2 separate regions of the Homo sapiens genome follow, and region 1 is linked to region 2. A link is an interaction called in ENCODE POLR2A ChIA-PET data of the cell type or tissue named here. Cell type or tissue: A673. All regions are shown on one strand. Links, peaks and the distances in the headings refer to the core of each region. The heading gives the core; the rest is flanking DNA. Region 1 overlaps KCNN3 (potassium calcium-activated channel subfamily N member 3). Region 2 overlaps KCNN3 (potassium calcium-activated channel subfamily N member 3).

Region 1 (9,730 bases), core at 3,070-8,069, 71 kb before region 2:
TCTTCTCGGCAGAGTATAGCACGTTTGTAGCACGTTCTTTGAATGGAAAGCATGCTGAGTTCAAGGTAACTCTTTTCCAAAGCTGGTCGTACCTTGACTTAGCTTTTTGGTCTCGGGCCTCAGTTTCCTCATCTATTACTTAGCCCCCCAATCTTGTAATTCTCTGATTTAGATCTGGCTGCTCAGCCAGCTGCGGAACCTGCTTCCTGCGAGTGGAGGAAGGAGTTATCCCAAGTGTGACTGATGAAGTTATGCAGAGGGGAGTGCTTAGCAAGCACCCTTCCACAGGCAAAGGCCAGCTGCTGCTCACCTGTTGCGAAGCAGGCAGGGCAGGGGGTGGCTGCCGCATCTCCCCTTTGGGTGATGTCAGGACCTTTGCTAGGAATCTGCTCACAGCTTTCCTCATCCACAGTGGTTCCTGATCACCTAGCTAAATTTTAGCAGGGACCAGATGATCATGTCCCCGTCTTCCCCAGCCTTGCCCCAGAAGCTCACACCCAGGACCCAGGCCCTGCCCAGCACACATGTGAGGCTGGGGGAGTACCTTTTAGAACAGTATTCTTACTTGTTCATTTAGATGGCTTGAGTTTTTCAGGAAGAAGAATTCTAAAACACTGTTGGGTAACTCTCACCCAAGCTGGGTAATTTATAAGGAACATAAATGTATTTCTCACAGTTCTGGAGATCGGGAAGTCCAAGATTAGGGTGCCAGCAGCTTCAGTTGTCTGGTGAGGGCTGCTCTCTGCTTCCAAGACGGCGCTACGTTGCTGCATCCTCAGGCAGGGAAGGCAGGAGGCTGAGGGACTGAACACTGCATGGGGCCTCTTTGATACAGGCCTCAATCCCATTCACAAGGGAGGAGCCCTCATGGCCTCAACATCTCTGAAAGGCCCCATCTCTTGGCACTACCACATTGGCAACATCTGAATTTTGGAGGGGACACGTTTAAACTGTAGTGTCCACCTAGTGCAGGAACCCCAGGGCCTCTGTGTGTGCTACTGTGACGGAGCTGCTGGCCCCCCTGGGAGAGGCTGCCCTACCAATGTCTTTAGAAAGCCCGCCCTTCTGCCGAGAAGAGGCAGCCTCCCTGGAACTTGCCCCCTGGCCTGGTTCTGCTTCTGGAGCAGGGAAAAGAAGGGGTTGGTTTCCCGCATGGTAGCCTCCATTGTTGGAAGATGGCACCCCACCCCATCTCTCCTCAGTCTCCCTCTCTGTTGGCGTTTTGGAGCACGGACCTTTCAAAGACTCAGGCACCTCTTTTCCTCAGGCCAGTGTGTCCGGGAGAGAAATGAAAACACAAGAAGCAATGCATTTTGTTTATTTACCAAAACTCTGACTGAAAACCATGCTCTCCCTTGGAGAGTCCATTTACTTCTGTGGTTTAGCTCTCACCAACAGCTCTCAGACCGTGCTAATCCCCTCCCCAGGCTGCAGGCTCACGTTTTACATGCCACCGGCAGCCCCTGGCTCCACACACAAAACACTGAACTCCTCTTGCTCCCCAGTATCCTCTCCTCCTTTGCCCTTGATGACCCACCAAGTGCAGTCATTGGTTCAGCATCTATTTAATAATGTTCTTCTAGGTGCAGAGCCCAGGACAGGAGCCCAGTTCTCTAGATGAGAAACTCAGAATTCACCATTGCTTCTCCCAGGGGTCATCAGCCTTGAGTGAATCTATGGCTCTAATGAATGGCCCTGGTGCCATCCTGGAAGGCAGGCTAGCAGGCAGAATCATAAAACTCAGTTATGACCCAGGCTTGAGGAACGTTCTCTACTGAGAATGTAGACTTCAGAGCAGCCCAGCTTGGCGCAAATCATGCTGTTTGTCACATTTAGTGTGTAGGTGGCCTTTAGCAAGTTACTTAATCCTTCTTAGTCTATTTCCTTTCTGTAAAATAGGACTAATAACCATACTGTGGAGGCCACAGCAACTCCATCTTGGATGCTGATCCTCCATATTGACTTCCGATTAACCCAGTTTCGGGAAAGCCTCTAAGATTTCTCCTTTATCTACTGTTTACTGTAAGTCCTGCCCTTAGGCAAATTGCTTCTGAAGCACATATACCCCTTTCCTCTGGTATTTAATCCCTGGGACTAGGGGGTCGTGGTGCAGGATCCACCATCTTGTCTTACTGCTGCCAGAGACTGTGGCTTTTGTTCATAAGTCCCTATTAAATGCTTCTTTCTGAGAAACTGGATATGTCAGCCCCTTTCTTCAGCCTTTCAGCTTCCTCAGCCTTTGGGGGTAGGTTTGAATATGCCTACCCACCCGGAACCAGTACCTACCAGAAAGGGTTATTGTACAGATTAAATTAGATAATATATGCAGAACTCCTTAGCTTAAGTAAGAATGTGTTTGTCTGGCTGACAGAGTGGAAAGGATACCCCAGACAGAGGTCTCAGAGTAAACAAAGGCTCTGAGATGGGGAACTGCAGAGCACACTGGGAATGTCTCAAGGACAGGGTCCTGGGTAGAGGGGCAAGTTCACTATGGAGGGTGGGAAGGACCCGTAGGGACTTGTTTGCCTTGCTGAAGGGTTTTGGAATGTCCTGTAGGCAGCAGCAGAAACTATGAGAAGGTTTCAAGCTGGGGACAGAGATGATCAGATTTACATTTTAGACAGCACTCTTCATCTGCAGCATGCAAATATAGGAAAGGCCAATTTCAGAGGCAGGAGGACAGTGGGAAGCACGTCATCATGGGCCAGGTGAGGGGTGTTGATGCCCAGAGCTGGGGCAGGAGTGAGGAAGGGAGGATGGGAGGGATCCAGTACCCCTGGGAGGAAGTGCCTGGCTCAGAGCCCCAGGCATGGAATAAGGGGTGGGGTGCAGACACATTCACATCCGGAGGCGTGGAGCAGAGCCTGGCATCCTTAATAAAGTTGCAGGGATGGGAGGTGCCGTCCCTACATCCAGGCCAATGCCGGGCACGTAGCAGGTAGTCAGTGAATGTTTATTGAATTAAACTGAAGAGACTACTGTGACCCAGGATGGGATACAGAGCAGTGGCAGAGTTCATATAATCCAGTCCCAGAATGGGAGCTTCAGAGATCATTAATTTCAAATTGTGGTTCTTGGCCATATTCAAAGTAAAAGGCATCAATCAGATCAATGGGGTGGAGATCCACTCTTGCCTGGGGATATCAATCCCCTCAAGATCTAGCGTTGGTCTCAGATGTTTCCAGTCTTTTTCAAACTCAACAGAAACGTAACGGTAGTAACAAACTATGGGCCTTCAACCTCATGAATTTGAAATACAAGGGACCAAAAAAAGGGGAGGCTTTTAATTTATTAGGTATATAAAAGTGGATATTTTCATTAAATACCAATAGAGTTCTGAGCAGACAGGGAAATTACTTGAAATTACAGGACATAAATTATAGGAAGCCTCACTTCCTGTGGCATAATTGCTCTGTGGATGGGAGTGTCCTCCTGGGTGCGTGTAATGTGCTGTCACAGGGACATGGGTGTCTGTAATGCAGGAGGTGTTGCTGGCCCAGGTGCTTTGGGGTCCCACCGCTAAATGAGTTAGTGGTGTCTTCCCCTGAAAGAACAGACAGGACAACTCACGTTGCGTCTTGCTCTGTGCCCTCACCCTCCCTTCTCCCTGTAAAAGAAAGCAGGCTCAAGTCACATCCTGAATGTAACCTGTAAGGTGTCCTGGCACTGAGAGACAAGGTATAATAGCAGAGCACGTACTGACCTCTCTAAATTTTCCAACCCTAGTACAGTCTATAAAAATGGTGAGTCCATTCATTCGTTTACTTATTCAACAAACATTTATTGTAGGACTACTTTGTGCTAGGCATTGAGAATCCAGAAATAAAGCAGACCTGATTCCTGCCTTTGGAAATTGGTTTGTCCTAGACCTTTATCCACTGTGACCCAGGGTCATAAGTGCCATAATATGAGGGTCTGTGAAACACCAAGTGGCCACGGAGGAGGGAGTGATGCATTTCTCCCAGAGAGGCTGGGCAGGTTTCACGCGGAGATGATGCTGTGCCCTGCATTCGCCAGGAGCAGAGACCTTGTATGCTCAGGACAAAGCTGGCCCAGAGCGTTTCAGGAGAGGAAAAAAAAAGAGAAGGAAGCTGTGCCTGTCCTCCGAAGGGAGGTGGAGGCTGCCCAAACCCCCCAGGTAGGGGCTAGAGTCCCCATCCTTCTTCAGACACCTGGTAGAGGTTTCCTAAGGGTGTCTCTGGCTGGTTGGTTGATGAATTAGAAATACCTTCATTGAACCTCCGAGATCTTGAGACCCCCAGACAGACTTCTCAGCCTGGCTAGGTTTGAGCATGTCAGCTCCTTAACTCAGGTGTGATGAGCAGATGGAAGGAGGGAGCTCGGGCCACTCGTACTGAAGGGGAGGAGACCTTGACAAGGAAATTCCAGATGGGGGCCTCCTCTGCCAGGTTTACATCCCTCTCCTGTCCCACTTTCATGAGTGTGCCCCTGGATGATCACAGCACACAAGGGAAATTGAAAATGGGGAATGTGTTCCAGAGAACAGCGACTGGTGATGGGGATTCACTGGAGCGCTGCTCTTCTTTGGGCCTCGGCCTCCTGCCTGGCCCAGCTGTGCACAGTGGGGCTAGAAAGAAAGGGAGAAATAGAGAGAGGAGCTACACCACCAACTGGGCCCGAGAAGTCAGAACACCATGGAATAAATCCTCGTCAGACTACACTTTGAAGACAGAAAGCTCAGAGCTGATACATTAGCAAGCGCCTCAGAGACGATGGTGTGGCCACATCTTGTCTAGCGCTTTGTATTTTTTAGAGGGTTTTCACATCTATGAGGCCTTGGGCCTGGCCGCCTTCACCTTTTTGCCTTTTAGGTTTCAGCATAGATATTTCCTCCTCCAGGAACTCTCTCTGGCCATCGTCCCCCTTCCCTGACCCCAGGGTGCCCCTTCTAGGAGTGGACCTAGCACCAGCTCTTATAGCAGCGGCTCTTACTTGTCCCTGCGTGTCTTATGTTGGTTGTGAATACTATTTCTTGCCTGCAACTCCCTTCTCTGACTGTGGGCTCCATGGCAGTGGGGACTGTATTGGTTTCACTGTTGGACCCCCAAAGGCATGAGAGTGCCTAGCACATAGTAGGTGCTATTCAATGAGTGTAGGCTGAATAAATGAATGAATGAATGACAAAACTGGGGTAGGCATGGCAGATTTACTCCCTCCTCATTCTAAGGAGAAAGTAGAGCCTCTAACAGGCTGAGAGCCTGACCTGAAGCCCACAGACCTGGCATCTGGCCCGTGCTTTCTGCATCCTAAGGGGCTGCGGGTCCCAGCAGGTTGCCCAGTGAGCTGGCCATGCCCACCATGGCCCTCCCTGCCACTCTCTGGGAGGCCCACCTCGATCCCAGCACCTTTTCACTTGGATCGGCCGCTGGCCATGGATTGCCATGGTTACTACACCAGCCCTGGCAGTCTCTGTGTGACATTTTGGTTTTATTTGCTAAACATTTAAACACTTGGGCTTAACCCTTTCTGCCTCAGAGGGGGCTTTCCTGCCCCTGCTCCCTGTCCCTCAGGTGTGAGGGCCCCCGGCTGCTCTCCCTGGCCCTGGCTGGCGTCTCCGATGGGGTGGGTGTGCTCGTGGTGGCAGCAAGGCTTGTTTCTCGGCTGCCTGTATTGACTTTCTGTTTTGTCTCTGGGGAATGTCATCCTGGATCATGCTCTCACTGGGTGGTGCTGTGTCCATTAACAGGTGTGAAAAGCCCTGCTCCGGGCATGTTAAGGCTTGACCTCCCCGTCAGCTGGGGTTCTGTTGACTTCCAGGCAAACGCCTCTTGCCAAGTCCTCCAGGAGCTTCCTTAGCTCCAGGAGTTCAGGACGGGGTGGGGAGGGGTCATCTGCCCTTGAACCCTGGCAGGAGGACAGAGGGGAGACTGGTTTCGGGAAGAGTCCGTGTTTGTGAATGGGAAGGCGGTGCGTCGCCTGGCCTCCCACGCCTCCTCCCCTGCGGGCTTAAGATGAAGCCTCCCAGGAAGAGGAGGCGGCCCGGGAGGCTGAATCCACCCAGCTATGTGTTACCTTGGAAACCACACACTTGTCCTCGCCCTAGGCCATGTGAAGTGAGGGGGCCGTGGACACGCTTCTCAGGAAGCTTCCAGTGTAACTCAGGATACAAAAAATCACAGTCCCAGCATGGGCAGCTGAGAGAATGAAAATGTTCAAAAAAAAAAAAAAAAAAAAAAAGCAGCCTAACAACTGCCCTGCCCAAGGGGCTCCCACCCCAGCAACCCTCTGCCCATTCTACATGGGACGAGAGGCCAGGGCCAGTTTGTCTGGGATGCTGATCACTTGTGAGCTTGGACAAGCTACTTGTTCTAGCTCAATCTCAGTTGTGTTGTCTGTAAAGTGGGCAGATTAGGCCAGAGGATCTCTGAGAACTCTGATTGTAGCCAGAATTCCATGTCTGAGGGGCACTGCCTGACAAGGAGAGGAAAATGTCGGGAGAGTGGCTGTGAGCGGTTTTTGGTAACAATGACTGACCTGGTTTGTGTTCAGGAGGCCCTTTGTGGGACTGTCCGAACAACTTCTGTCCCTTCTCTTAATAGCCTTGCCTCTGCCCAGTCACAGAGCTGGCTGTCCCCTAAACACAGCCTCAAACTTGACATAGAAAACAATAATAAAGACAGCTCTTTGGCTCCAACATCTTAAAGTTTAAAGGTGACTCCTCTTGAGTCTCTTACACACAGGAGCTGGTCAGACAGCTTAAAGTTTTCAGGATAATAGAGTAAGTGGCCAAGTCCCCTGCCTTAACAATCCATTCCAAACTCCTTCCATGAACGCGCACTCCCACTTCTCCAAAGTCATGGGGAACAAGTGCTCAGCTTAATAGAATATTCTGTTTCTCCATCATTCTCAGCAAACTATCGCAAGGACAAAAAACCAAACACCGCATGTTCTCACTCACAGGTGGGATTGAACAATGAGAACACATGGACACAGGAAGGGGAACATCACACACCGGGGCCTGTTGTGGGGTGGGGGGATGGGGGAGGGATAGCGTTAGGAGATATACCTAATGTAAATGACGAGTTAATGGGTGCAGCACACCAACATGGCACATGTATACATATGTAACAAACCTGCACGTTGTGCACATGTACCCTAAAACTTAAAGTATAAAAAAAAAGAAAAAAAAAGAATATTCTGTTTCTCTGAGAGTGCCAAGGTGTGTCATCCCTGACTTTTTCAAAGTTAATCCGTTCTATTTGGTTTTGTTGTTACCATTTTTCAATGATGATCATTTCCCCCGTGGCAGCGGTTCTCAATCAGGGGTGTGCCTCAGATCCCCCGTGTCATATCTGGGTCCTGCATAGGCAGGTGAACCCCACTGCCTGGGAATGTGTGTTTTGACAGCACCGCAGGGGGGCCAGTGCACACTCTTATTAAGAAACATGGCACTCAATTAAGCTCAGGGAGGCCAGCGTCTTCCCAATCATCCCTGCAGCCACCCCTGCTGTGCCTAACGAAGAGCACTGTGCATAGTAGGACTCAGTGACTCCTGGGGTAAGGATCATTGACTCTCTGAGAATTTGTAAAGTTGGAAGGCACTGTTGAATCTTTAGTGTTTGGAGGCTTCTATACAAGTGTTGTTGCATTGTGCTATCAAGAAAATTCTGATAATTCTAGTTTCCTGTTGAGTACAAATCTAGTAAAATGACATTTTCCTGTTTTTAAGAGAAAAAATGGCAAAATCACCACTGCTCAAATTCTCCAAAACCCAACAATTGGACGAGGAAAAGAGATGAACTGCCCCGATTTACCTTTGAATTAAAGAATTCGATGCAATTCAATTGAGCAGTTTTGTTTCCTCCAAAGGCATCTCCCATACAAACCTGTCCTGTTAGCATGATGGTGGGAGAGACACTGAGCCTGCGGTCCGTAGACCTGGGTCCAAGTTGAGACTTGTTCATTTAAAACACTTTTTAAACTTGTGGTAAAATATACATAACCTATAATTTAGCATTTTAACCATTTTTAAGTATATGGTTCAGTGACGTTAATTGTCTAATTATATTCTTATATATATATTTGTATCCTTATTATTGTATATTTGTCACCACCATCCATCTCCAGAACTGACTTTTGTCATTTTCTGTGTGGCCTTGTGTGCCTCCACCAAGGCTTGTGGTGAGCTCTCTTCGCACATCATCTCCACAAGCATCTCCCACTTTGTCAGCCCCTAAACTTACCTTTACCCTGTCCCATCGCCCTAACGTCACGGGCCGGGGTTCTGATTCCAAGTTTCGATTGGGGAAGTGGTTGGTAATCCCACAGGTGGTAATAGTGTCGCCTCCATCTGTTGATCTCTTGTGTGCTGGAGACTGTGCCTTTACTTTATCATCTCAGTGATTCTTGGCGACAGTCCCGTAGTTAGGCTCTGTATTCATACCCCCTTTATAGATAAAGCAACTGAAGCAGAGAAGGTAAGAGATGTGTCCACAGTCATGTGGCTGGTGAGGGCAGAGGGTTTTGAGGTCAACTGTTTGAGTTGACCATCTCCAAAGCTAGCCAGGTTGCCCTGCCTGGGGGAGAGAGGCCCGTCCTCAAATTAACTCTTCTACCCCTGGTTCCTACAATGGCTAGAAGCAGCCTAGAAGGTGGGCTGAGTCATGGGGACTTCCCTCCAACAAGGGTGAATATTAGGAAGCCTAGGGCTGAACAGTAACCCAGTGTTGGTCCAACCTTGCAGCAGCTCTGGAGGCCCTCATCCCAGCCACACCCCCACCTTGGCTGTGCCTTGTGGTGGCTCCTCTGCCTATTAAAATCCCTTCCTTCTCCTGGTTTCCCTATTGTCCTCCCCTTGGGTCCAAGGCTTGCCTCAAGGATGAGGCCCAGCACCCTTGGGGAGGTAGAAGGGCAGCCATCTCAGGGTAACCTGCCCAGCCATCAGAACTGGGACCCGCTTCAGTTTCTCTGCCTTGCCTTCTGATCCCAAGGAAGGCTAGGGTCTTCCTTGAAGCCTCACTGAGCCCCATACTGGGTCTTGTTCTTTCTTGCCTCCCTGCCTTCTGAGGGGCTGACTTCTACTTCTGCTCGCCTGGAGTCACAGTGTCCCTGATAGTCCCCAGGCCCTCAGGATCAGACCTGCCTCTAACCCCAAGCCATCATCTGCCTGGGCTGAGTCTGGTCTTTCCCTTAGACACTGTGCCTTGGGCTGCCAGTGGCCTGGGTGAGTCAGGCTTCAGCAGCTCTTCCTGTTTCCCCGCCCATATTCTCCCCTCCTTCTGCCCGTTCCTATGGTAAGGTGCCAGCAGCCTTCCACCCAAACTCCCCTAAGCTGGACCCAGGACTTCCCTAGATTAAATGCCCCCACTTCCCTGCCATAATCATGTCAATAATCCTGTTTCCACCCTGATCTTGCTACTCTGAACAGGATCTGCTTGGTCCACAGCAGCCCAGGGATCTGGTGACACACTGACCCTTACACACCACTGGGATCAGGTCAGTACAGAAGGCACCGACCTGCTTTCTCACTTTGTTACTGCAGCCAAAGACAGCCAGTGACTTTTAGCTTTCATGGTAGCCTGTTAGTTTATATTGAATTGAATATTTACTAAAACCCCTCTGTCTTCTCATGAGCTGCTAAGCAGCTCCCCACCCTCTGCCCCCTCAATCTCCCATCCTTCCTAATACCGTTGGCTTTTTAGGTGAGAACTGTACCTTTCATTTTCTTCTGTTACGTTTCCCTGCAGCTGTTTCAGCCCTTCATTCTAGT
Region 2 (9,730 bases), core at 2,454-7,453:
AGAGACCCAGAATGGCTTTAAACAGAAAGCAGAGGCCCACAGCAGGGAGTGAGATGAGACCAGGTTTAAACGTCACTTTCCCCTAAGTCCTTGTTCATTCACAGCTTCCTTCAGTAGCTCTGACCAGCTTTCTCAGCACCTGCCGACCGACAAACCAACCAACCAATGGAGGCTGGTGCTGGGGGTGGAGATGGCCAAGAGCCGGTGGTGAGAAGTGAGGGAGAATGGGGAAGAAGGGGCTCCACAGAGGGCACTTGATCCGGGACGGCTTTCCGGAGGAGGTGATTTCCTAGGCCTAAGGGGCCTCCGGGCAGAGGGGCCAGCATGAGGGAAGCTCGGAGGTGGGGGAGCATGGATTGGAGGAGAGAATAAGCAGTTGCTTGCTGGGGTGTCATAAGATGCGGCAGTGCACTCAACGCTACAGGAGCAGGCACGGGCCTTTTTCACCAGCCTAAGGATTTTGGAATGACTCTTCTATCAGCCAACAGTTTCCAACCTTATTTATGTACTTGTTTCTTTGATTCCAGCGATGCAGGAGAGATGATATTCAGACAGCCGACTTCTGCTGTGGGTGTGCCCCAGGTTATAAATCATTTCCATCAGGCTAGCTGGAGTCCCGGCCCTTCCTTTCCACTGAAGAAAGCAAATCAGAGTACCAGATAGCGAGAGTGATATTATCACAGGATAGCCTTGAAACTGCCATAACAAAAAAAATAAATCGTTCACAAATGTCAATCCTTCAACTACTATTAGCCCCAGAGAGACTGTTTGTCTGCCCCAGTGTGTCGCTGTGCAGAGGCTGAGAACGTCCCCTCTCCTCTTCCCACACCTAGGAGAGGGGGAGCCACTGGTAGATTGGGAGCAGGGGAGGGTCTGGAGTTTCAGAAAGATTTCCCTGGCTGCAGTGTGGAAGGGGGATTTGAGGGGAAGACGGGACACCAGCTGGGGAGGCTGCTGTAGTAACAGAATGCTGCCCCCACCACCCCTGGGTACAGTGGTGGCTGGGATGAAGAGCAAGGGCAGTTTTGAGAGAGCTAGAGGAGCCAACCTCCACCGGACTGACTCACTGGATGTGGAGTGATGGGGAGGAAGCTCAGGAACAGTGTCTGGTGTCCTAGTGTGGCTGGCTGGATAGCTGGTGGGACTGCCCACGAATAGGAGGTGCAGGAGGAAGAGGGCCGGGGTTGCAGGGGACCTGGGCAGCAGGGAGAGGGCAGGTAATGAGCAGAGTTGGGGATCGGTTGAGCTTAGTTTACCTGCCACCCCTCCAGAGATGTCCCACGTTGGGGGGACCCATGCACCTACTCCAGATGTTACCCTCCCCACTTTACAGCACAGGATTCTGCCTGGTGACATTTGATGCCATCTGTATCTGGCCACCCAGTGGGTGCAAAATGCAAGTTTGCTGATTAAGCAAAATCAACCTGAAGCAAACAAAGACTGATGTCCCCAAGGGATAGCCAGCTCCTTGGAGGCAGAAACCCTTTCCCTCTAGGGCAGAGCTTCCTCTGTGGGTCCTCACAGGGGAGGGTGGGAGAGAGACTGAACAAGTGAAAGGGAAAACAAGAGAGGAGAGATGAGAGGGAGGTGGAGACAGTGCTTCAAAGGAGAAAAAAAGAAAAAGAAGCATGAAAGAGAAGAAGAAAGAACAGAGAGGGGCAAAGGCAGGAAAAATAGAGGAGAAGGAGGAAGAAGATGGAGGGGTTTGGGGCAAGAGTAACAGTGCAGGCCAGCTGTGCCTGTGAGTTCACGGGGTTCTGCTTATTAAACCCCAGCACTGGCAACTTTGAGAAGATGCTCAGAGTTCTTTCCCCGCCCTGCTTCTCCCTCCAACTCACCTCAGCCTTCTCCTGAGCCTGCCACTCCACCCGCAGCACTGTCATCCCAACCCATACCTGCTCCTCTGAGATAGCCGTGTGTCCCCTGCGCAGTGGCCCCGTGCCCCAACTTGGCATCACTTGTCTCCATTGTAACGCGGCCCTTTTTTGCCTTGGTGTTGCTTGGTGTCTGCCTTCTTCCTAGAACTCTAAGTTCCCAAGTAGGCACCAAGCCAGGCACACAGGAGGGGGCTCATTCCTATTGCTGACCAAATGAACTCATTTACTAAGTTCCAAAATTTGTGTCAGGCACTATGCAGAGTTTTATATTTTTCACTAGTCCCGTGCAAGGTTTTACTGCTTCATTTTACAGAAGTGAAGCCCAAGACACAGAGAGGTAAGCGCCTTCCCTAGGCCACACAGCTAACAGGTGGCAGGGCTGGGATCCAAACCCCCGTCTGTTGGACTCTCTGCCCATGCCATCTCTGCCACGCCATCTCCAGATACCGTGGAAGACATGCTTCCCATGGGAACAGTGCTTCTTCCAAGCATATTATTTTTCTCCATTTTCATGCATTTTATTAAACATTTCCAAATCAGGAAACATGGAAATATTTTTTTAATAAGAAGAAAGAAAACATTGCAAATTGAGAAACTGACTCAGAAGGATTTGCCAGATGAGCCATCTGGTTTTTAATTTCAAAGAGGTTGACAGTGCTTCCCTCTAAGAAGAAAATGGACTGTGGAAGGAATGGCAGCTGGCTTCCCTCAAATGGTGCATCCATTTGCAAGGTGGAGAAGTTGAGCAAGACCAAGAGACCCAAGAGAAGAGAAACACACTCCAAGAAAAGCTTGGCCAGTGCTGGTGTTGAAGCTTCCCCGCTGAGGCCTGCAGAGGTTGCATCCAGCTGTGTGACACCAGCCAGCTGTCCCACCTCTTCCAGAGTTTCTCAGAAGCTTCTACAGGAAACCACTAATGGAGACAGAGATGCCACCACCTCGGTGAGAAAAAGCCACACCAACCAAACTCTCGTTTTCACAGAGCAAGAACAAGCTGTGGTTGTTTGGCGGCAAGTCGCATTTGTTTGTTGGAGCCATTGTGCTCTGGTGGTGCTGGTTTTCTCTCCTTTTAAAAATAACTGGAGGCCTTGCACCATGCTGTTAGTTCTTAGGGCTGGAAATAAAAGACTAGATTTAGAGTTGCCTTGGAAAGATCCAGGGCTGTTACCTTGAATTACCTGGTAGAGGAAAACGTCGTTATTTTCCTAAATTCAAAGCCAACTCTTGAAAAATAGGACACAGAGGTGAAGTGGATGGAGGGGTGGCTTTATACATGCATGTGGTGTCCTGGGCACGTGGTTTGATAGGCTTGTGATCAGCCCTGAGTCTTCAAAGCCATTTATTTTACATTTTAAGATGTTTATAAGGGAAATTGTTTTTGAGAAAAGAACGAACTATTTTTTTTTTTTTTTTGCCTTAATGTGAATTCACCCACTGGCACAAGCAGTAATAGCCCTGAAGTCACCCTAGGCCATTTATTCCTCAGCTGCCTTTGAATTTCAATGGGATTCTTTCACACGCCTCAAGCATTTCTGAAATGCTCCTAAACTAAAGGAACTCATAATACCCTTAAGAAATGATGATTTCACCCCATTTTCTCCATAAAGCTGGAATCACATGCCCTAGCATGCTGAAGGTACTTGATAATTAGAAGTTGATTATATTGGGGACCTGGACAAAGGCAGAGCTGGGAATGGGAATAAAACCCAGGACTCCATGAAAGTCTCTTTCCTTTCATAATAGCTTCTAATTCAGGCTTCTAATAGCTTCGAATGCCAGTCACATACAGAGCCTCCCGGCCATCACCTACTGGCAGTGGCTGAGCGGGTATTTTGCCAAGCTAGAATGGTTCCTGCCCAGGCACACGGGTGCTGCCTCCACGCCCCACCCTGTGCCCAGCTCACTACAATTGCCATCTTTAGCAGCCGAAAAAATACAGGTTTCAGTCCCAGTCTTTTCGCTTAGTTGCTGTGAGAAGTTAGTTAGGTCAGTTACGCACTGGAGCTTTGCACTGATTCACTGTAAAATCAGGTAACAGCTCTTATCCTGCTGGTCTTGTCCCACTGGCTTGTGAGAAAGACGAAGTGGAGCCATTCATTCATTCATTCATTCATTGGACAAGTATTTATTGAGTACTAGGGATACAGCAGTAAAGAAAACAGAAAAAGTCCTTTCCTCCATGAACCTTATATTGTAATAGGGGTTGTCAGTCAATAAATACAAAAATAGGCCACATATCTATTATGTCAGGTGGTGATAAGCGCTGTGGAGAAGAATGACTCGGGAGAAGCTGGCCTGCTGGGTGTGGGGCAGTAGTGCACTTGGAGACAGGGTGGGCGGGTAACACCTTACTGAGAAGCTGACATTTGTGCAAAGGCCTGAAATTATCTGGGATAAGAGCCTTCTAAGTAGAGATGTCCCGTGACTTATGATGGGATTACTTCACAATAAACCCACAGTAAGTGGAAAATATCATAAGTTGAAAATGCACTGAACGTACCTAACCTACTGAGCATCATAGCTTAGCCCAGCCTACCTTAAACGTGCTGGGAACACTTATGTCAGCCTGCCGCTGAGCAAAATCACCCGGCAGCACAGTGCCCTGTAGAGGACCTTGTAGAGTACTCATGATCACCTGGTTAACTGCGAGCTGCCCAGCATCAGGAGAGAGAATTGCATCACAGATCCCTAGGAAAAGATCAACATTCAGAATTTGAAGTACGCTTTCCACCGACTGTGTATTGCTTTTGCACCATTGTAAAGTGGCACCATTGTAAGTCAGGGCCATCTCTGAAAAGAACAGCAGGTGAGGGGCTCTGAGGCAGGAGTAAAGCTGGCTGGGTGAAGGAGCTGCAGAAACCCCAGGTGGCAGGGCCAATGGGCGAAGGTGAGATGGGCTCAGAGAGGCCCCCAGGTTGGGGGCCCCAGGGGACTTCGGCTTTTTTTCTGAGGGATACAGGAACTTTTGTCTTACTTTTTTTAGAGGGCCTCTCTGACTACTGTAACAGGACTAGCCTGAGGCAAGCGTCGCCCAGGCAGAAGCAGGGAGGCCAGTGAGGCAACTACTGCAGTGGTCCAGGTGAGAGGGCGGTGCTGATCCAGGTGAGAGGGTGGGGCTGGAGCAGGTAAGAGGATGGGACTGGAGCAGGTAAGAGAGTGGGGCTGGTCCAGGTGAGAGGATGGGGCTGGTCCAGGTGAGAGGGTGGGGCTGGACAAGGTGAGAGGGTGGGGCTGGTCCAGGGTGGCCACAGACCAGGGATGACAGGCGCTCCGATTCTGGAGATATTTTGAAAGCAGAGGTGACAGAATTTGATGGAGATAAGGGGTTTAAGCTGCAAGTCACCAAATGAAGAGAAGGGGCTGCAGCCACCCAGAAGAACAGCGAAGATTAAAAGGAGAAGCTGGGAGGAGTTTCTGTTTTCCTACACAGCAGCATCTGCTGCCTGTTCTTTCTCCACATCCGTGCAGCTGCCCTTGTCACTAGGACGAAGCCCCAGGTGAGAGGCTCCTGCAGAGGCTGTGACATACCTCTATCTGTATCACTTGCTGAAGGCTGATGGAGCCCGTGCACATTCACTCCTCACCGCGGCCTCGCGAGGCAGGCAGGACGGCATCATTACACCCTGCTTCCCCGAAGAAGCAGCAGGCCCTGAGTCCGTGGAGTGATCTGCTCAAGGTCACAGAGCCATTTGGCATGAAAGGCAGTCTCTGGGCTCCAGATCTTGTGTTCTTTCTGCTATGCCAAGGCTAACCATAGACACACGAGATGAAAATAGCACTTTTTTTTAGTGCACCTATGTGCCCGGCACTGCTCTAATCATTTTAGACATATCAGCTCCTTTAACCCTCACAGTAACTCTCTGTGAGGTGGTACAAGTATTATCCTCTTTTACAGGTGGGAAGACTGAGGATAAGTTCATGCAGACATTAAGGTGCAAAGCCCGGATTCAAACATAGGTGTTCTGGCCCTGGAACCTGTAGGTTCAGCTATACCCCAGCCAGCTTTGCGGCCTTTCTGCAAGCCAGTGTGTGGGCAGTAGGTGGATGGTGCTGATGCCACGTGTGGGAGACACAGGCAAAGAGCTGGGGTTGGCTGGGTGGGTCAGGATGGGATTTGAAGTGGGTCCTGAAGGGCCAGTTAGAAGGCATCAGGGAGGACAGGGCAGGAGTGACAGGAGCAAGAGAGCCATGTGTGCAAGGCAAGCTTGGAGCACAGCAACCCTGAAGCGGTGGTCAGAGCATGAAGCCAAGGAGGCACAGTCGAAGGCGGGAGGAAAGCAGGCCAGTGAGCCGCTGCAGATGCCAGAGGAGGGCAGTGTTCCGAGGAGAGAGGCACCGGTGGGGTCAGAGGCCGCCAGGGGGCCAAGCCAGGTACGTGTTGTTGGCTTCCTCATTGGAGAAATTCGCAAGCACAGGGTTCACAGCTCAGTGGGCAGGTCTGACTGTGTGACTCTGAAGATTGACCGGAAGGCAAGGACGAAGCAGTCCATTTGGCTGCTTTGGAGTTCTGCAGAGGATCTGGCTCAATGCCTGCAAATTTCCAACAAACAAATCAGACCCAGGACAAATGGCTAGAGCCGTCATATCATGTAGATCCATGTGAAAAGAATCCTTTTTTTTTTTTTTTTACAAAACTAGTTTTAAAAAGTATTCAAATTCTTTTGGAGAATAAGGAAGAAGAGGCAGTCATTTCACTTTGGCTTATTTTCTGTCACCCTAGTGCTGTAACAGATCACAGCTAGTGTCATGAAGCTGAGTTCTTATTAATAGTGAGAACTGACTCCAAGCTCAAGGAATTTGGCAGCCACCTTGACAAAGGTTTAATCTGCTGAAGAGAACAGCTGAAATCATTTTAACATGATTCACTGAATTACTGAAGCAAGCCTCACTTTTGTAGAGGGACAGGAAAAGCAGCATGCAGGCCTTAGTCAGTCCACAAGTATTTTAGTGAGCCCCTATTATGTGCTAGACCCTCAGAAGGTACCAAGGAAAGGCTACAGAGAATACTGTAATATAACTTCAGGGTTAGACAAATAGACCAATGGAACAGAATAGAGAACCAAGAAATAGTACCACTTCCACATATAATTTATGAGACAGAGGGAGCATTGAAAGCTAGTAGGAGAAAGGATGGTCTGCACATTAAGTGAAACTGAGATAATTGCTTACCCATGTGAAAAAAATGAAGTTGTATCCCTGCCTCACACCATATGCAAAATCAATTCCAGGCAAATTGAAGACTTAGAAAGGCAACATTTTAAAATATGTAAAAATGTTACAATCTCAGGGAGGGAATGATTTCTGCAAAAACCAAATAACTGCTAATTATAAATTAAAGGATGATAAAGTCACCTACAGTAAAATTTAAAACTTCTATTCATCAAAAATACTGTAGAGAAAAAGGCAAGGCACACACTGGAAGAAGATATTTGCAACACACAAACTGACAAAATTCTTATTATCTAGAATATATAAATAACTTTTAGAATCAATGAGAAAAAACAAAAACAAGCCAATAGAAAAGTGGACAAAAGTCATGAATGACACGCCACAGAAGAGAAAGTATGAATGACAAAGAAACATATGAAAGGCTACTTAAGCTTTTATCATGGAAACGTAAAGTCAAGTCTTGATGAGATCCCAATTCACCCACTAGTGTGGCAGAGATTAAAGTCAGACAATGGCAAGTGTTAATGAGGATATGGAGAAACAGGAACTCTTATCCACCTCTGGTGGAAGCCTAATTGGCACTGGCATCTTAGAAAACAACTTGACATTTCCTAATGAAGTGAAATATGTACATATCCTACAAACCAGCAAACCCAGTCTTAGGTATGTGTCCTAGAGAAACTCTTATGCAGTGTACCAGGAGCTATGATTAAGAATGTTTGGGCTGGGTGAGGTGGCTCATGCCTGTAATCCCAACATTTCAGGAGGTCAAGGCAGGAGAATCTCTTGAGCCCAGGAGTTTGAGGCTACAGTAAGCTATGATTGTGCCACTGCAGTCCAGCCTGGGCAACAGAGTAAGACCCTGTCTCTAAAAATACAATAACAATAAGTCAATAAAAAATAATGTTTGTAGCAGTATTTCTCATTAGAGGAAAAACCCGTAAGCTATCCCACTGTCCATCAACAGGTGAATGAATAAATAAATCATGCCATATTCATATGATGAAATACAATACAGGAATAAAAATAGACTATAGCTACATATGTCAATATAATATATATGTTGAACAGAAAAGAAGCAATTCATAGAAGAGTTCACTGTATTAGTTATCTGTTGCTACATAACAACTTGCTCCAAAATTTAGCAGCTAAAAACAGCAGACATTTACCATCTCAGGGTTGCTGTGGGTCAGGAATTCAGGTGCAGCTTAAATGGGTACCTCTGCCTCAAGTTCTCTCATGAGATTGTCAGGCTGTCAGCCAGGGCTGTGGTCTCACCTCAAGGCTTGACTTAAAGAACACCTGCTTCTAAGCTACTCATGTGGTGGTTGGCAGGCTGTGTCCCTTGCCATGTGGCACTCCACGGGCTTGCCTCCCGACATGGCCTGTGGATTCTCCCAGGGAGAGTGATCCAAAAGATAACTAGTGAGAGATCACCCAAGACAGAAGCCATGATCTTACCATAACCTAACTTCAGAAATGAAAGTCTATCACTTCTGCCATACTCTATGTGTTAGAAACCAGTTACTTGGTCCAGCCCACACTCAAAAGGAAAGGATTGCAAAAGTGTGTGAAGACCTCAAGAGGAGGGGGGATATCGAGGTCATTTTAGAAGCTTCCTACCATACTCTTGTGGTATGATTTCATCCTTATGAAGGTCGGAAATAGGAAAAATGAAATTACATATTGCTTAGGTAATCCTGCCTACATGGAAGCACTATGAAGAAAAACGAGGAAATGATAAACATGACATTCAGGGTAATGATGATCCTGGGGTGGGGGGCACTAAGAATGGAGAGAACATACAAGTAGATCCCACAGGTTGGAGCTGGATGGTGAGTTCATGGTGCTTATTTTCTTTCTGTGTTTCTTGATGTCATTTAATGTTGCATGTAGTTTTGTTTTTTCTCTTTGGTTTGGTGTTCTGTTGATATGATCAAAGTTACATGTGCATACACTGTAGAGTCAATCCTTCCGTGGTATTTGCTGTCTTCCACCAGCTCTTCCCATTTACTGTTCTCCAGAGGCAGCTACTTTTACCTTCTTTTGCTAATTAATTTTAGTATTTACCTCCATGTCTGTAAGTAATATGTGTGTATTGCTACCTTTTGATGCTTTGGTTTATTTAGGTATTATCTATTCCCTTCCCACTCTGGGAGATGAAAATTTAGCTCCCTTTCCTCTCCTCCAACTCTTCCTCTCCCTTCATCTTCCTTTTATAATTACATCATAATTTTGGTTAAAGCAGTAATCAGTGTTTACATTACTCAGTCAACACTAATTTGACTCTATTCATAGTTGAGCCTTGTAGTAAAAAATATGATAACTTTTCCCTTCCTGCAGAACTTTTCATTTTTCCTGGAGTTGTTAATGATCGTGTTTGTTTGTTTGCTTAGTTTTCTATGTATTCGTCATTAATGCAAGTGCAAACTCTGGCAGTTGTCTAAACCTCTTTTCAGGATGTTCAGGCACATTAAGTTTCCTATCAATTTCATCTCCTTGGAAGTGTCTCCCAGAGCCTCTTGACCTGCTCCAGCCCGGACGGGTTGTCCTCCGCACCTGGTGAGCACCTGTCCTATGAGGGCCTCCCTGTAGCATCACCCTGAGCTCGTTACCTTTATTCCTTGTCTTCCTCCTTGGTTTACTTCTTTGTTTTGGTGAAGCATACCTCCTGTGTCTTCCTG

The links. Peaks named below come from ENCODE experiments on the same cell type or tissue, not always from the same donor. Only the 100,000 strongest peaks of a DNase experiment are listed, where the experiment ranks them.
Region 1: POLR2A ChIA-PET joins it to region 2 with 8 read pairs; 3 of 35 experiments call an interaction of 5 or more read pairs at or near these places.

Annotation. Positions count from the first base shown.
Region 1 is chr1:154,809,677-154,819,406 of GRCh38, reverse strand. All of the region lies in intron 2 of KCNN3 (potassium calcium-activated channel subfamily N member 3), which reads left to right. Among named protein-coding and RNA genes, the nearest start is that of KCNN3, 56 kb to the left of the region's middle. RefSeq lists enhancers at 5,175-5,832, 5,833-6,492. In A673, for the core only: no CTCF peak of the experiment used is centred there; a DNase peak (open chromatin) is centred at 6,006.
Region 2 is chr1:154,738,486-154,748,215 of GRCh38, reverse strand. The region is part of intron 3 of KCNN3 (potassium calcium-activated channel subfamily N member 3); the gene reads left to right. Among named protein-coding and RNA genes, the nearest start is that of KCNN3, 130 kb to the left of the region's middle. RefSeq lists an enhancer at 6,102-6,602. In A673, for the core only: no CTCF peak of the experiment used is centred there; no DNase peak of the experiment used is centred there.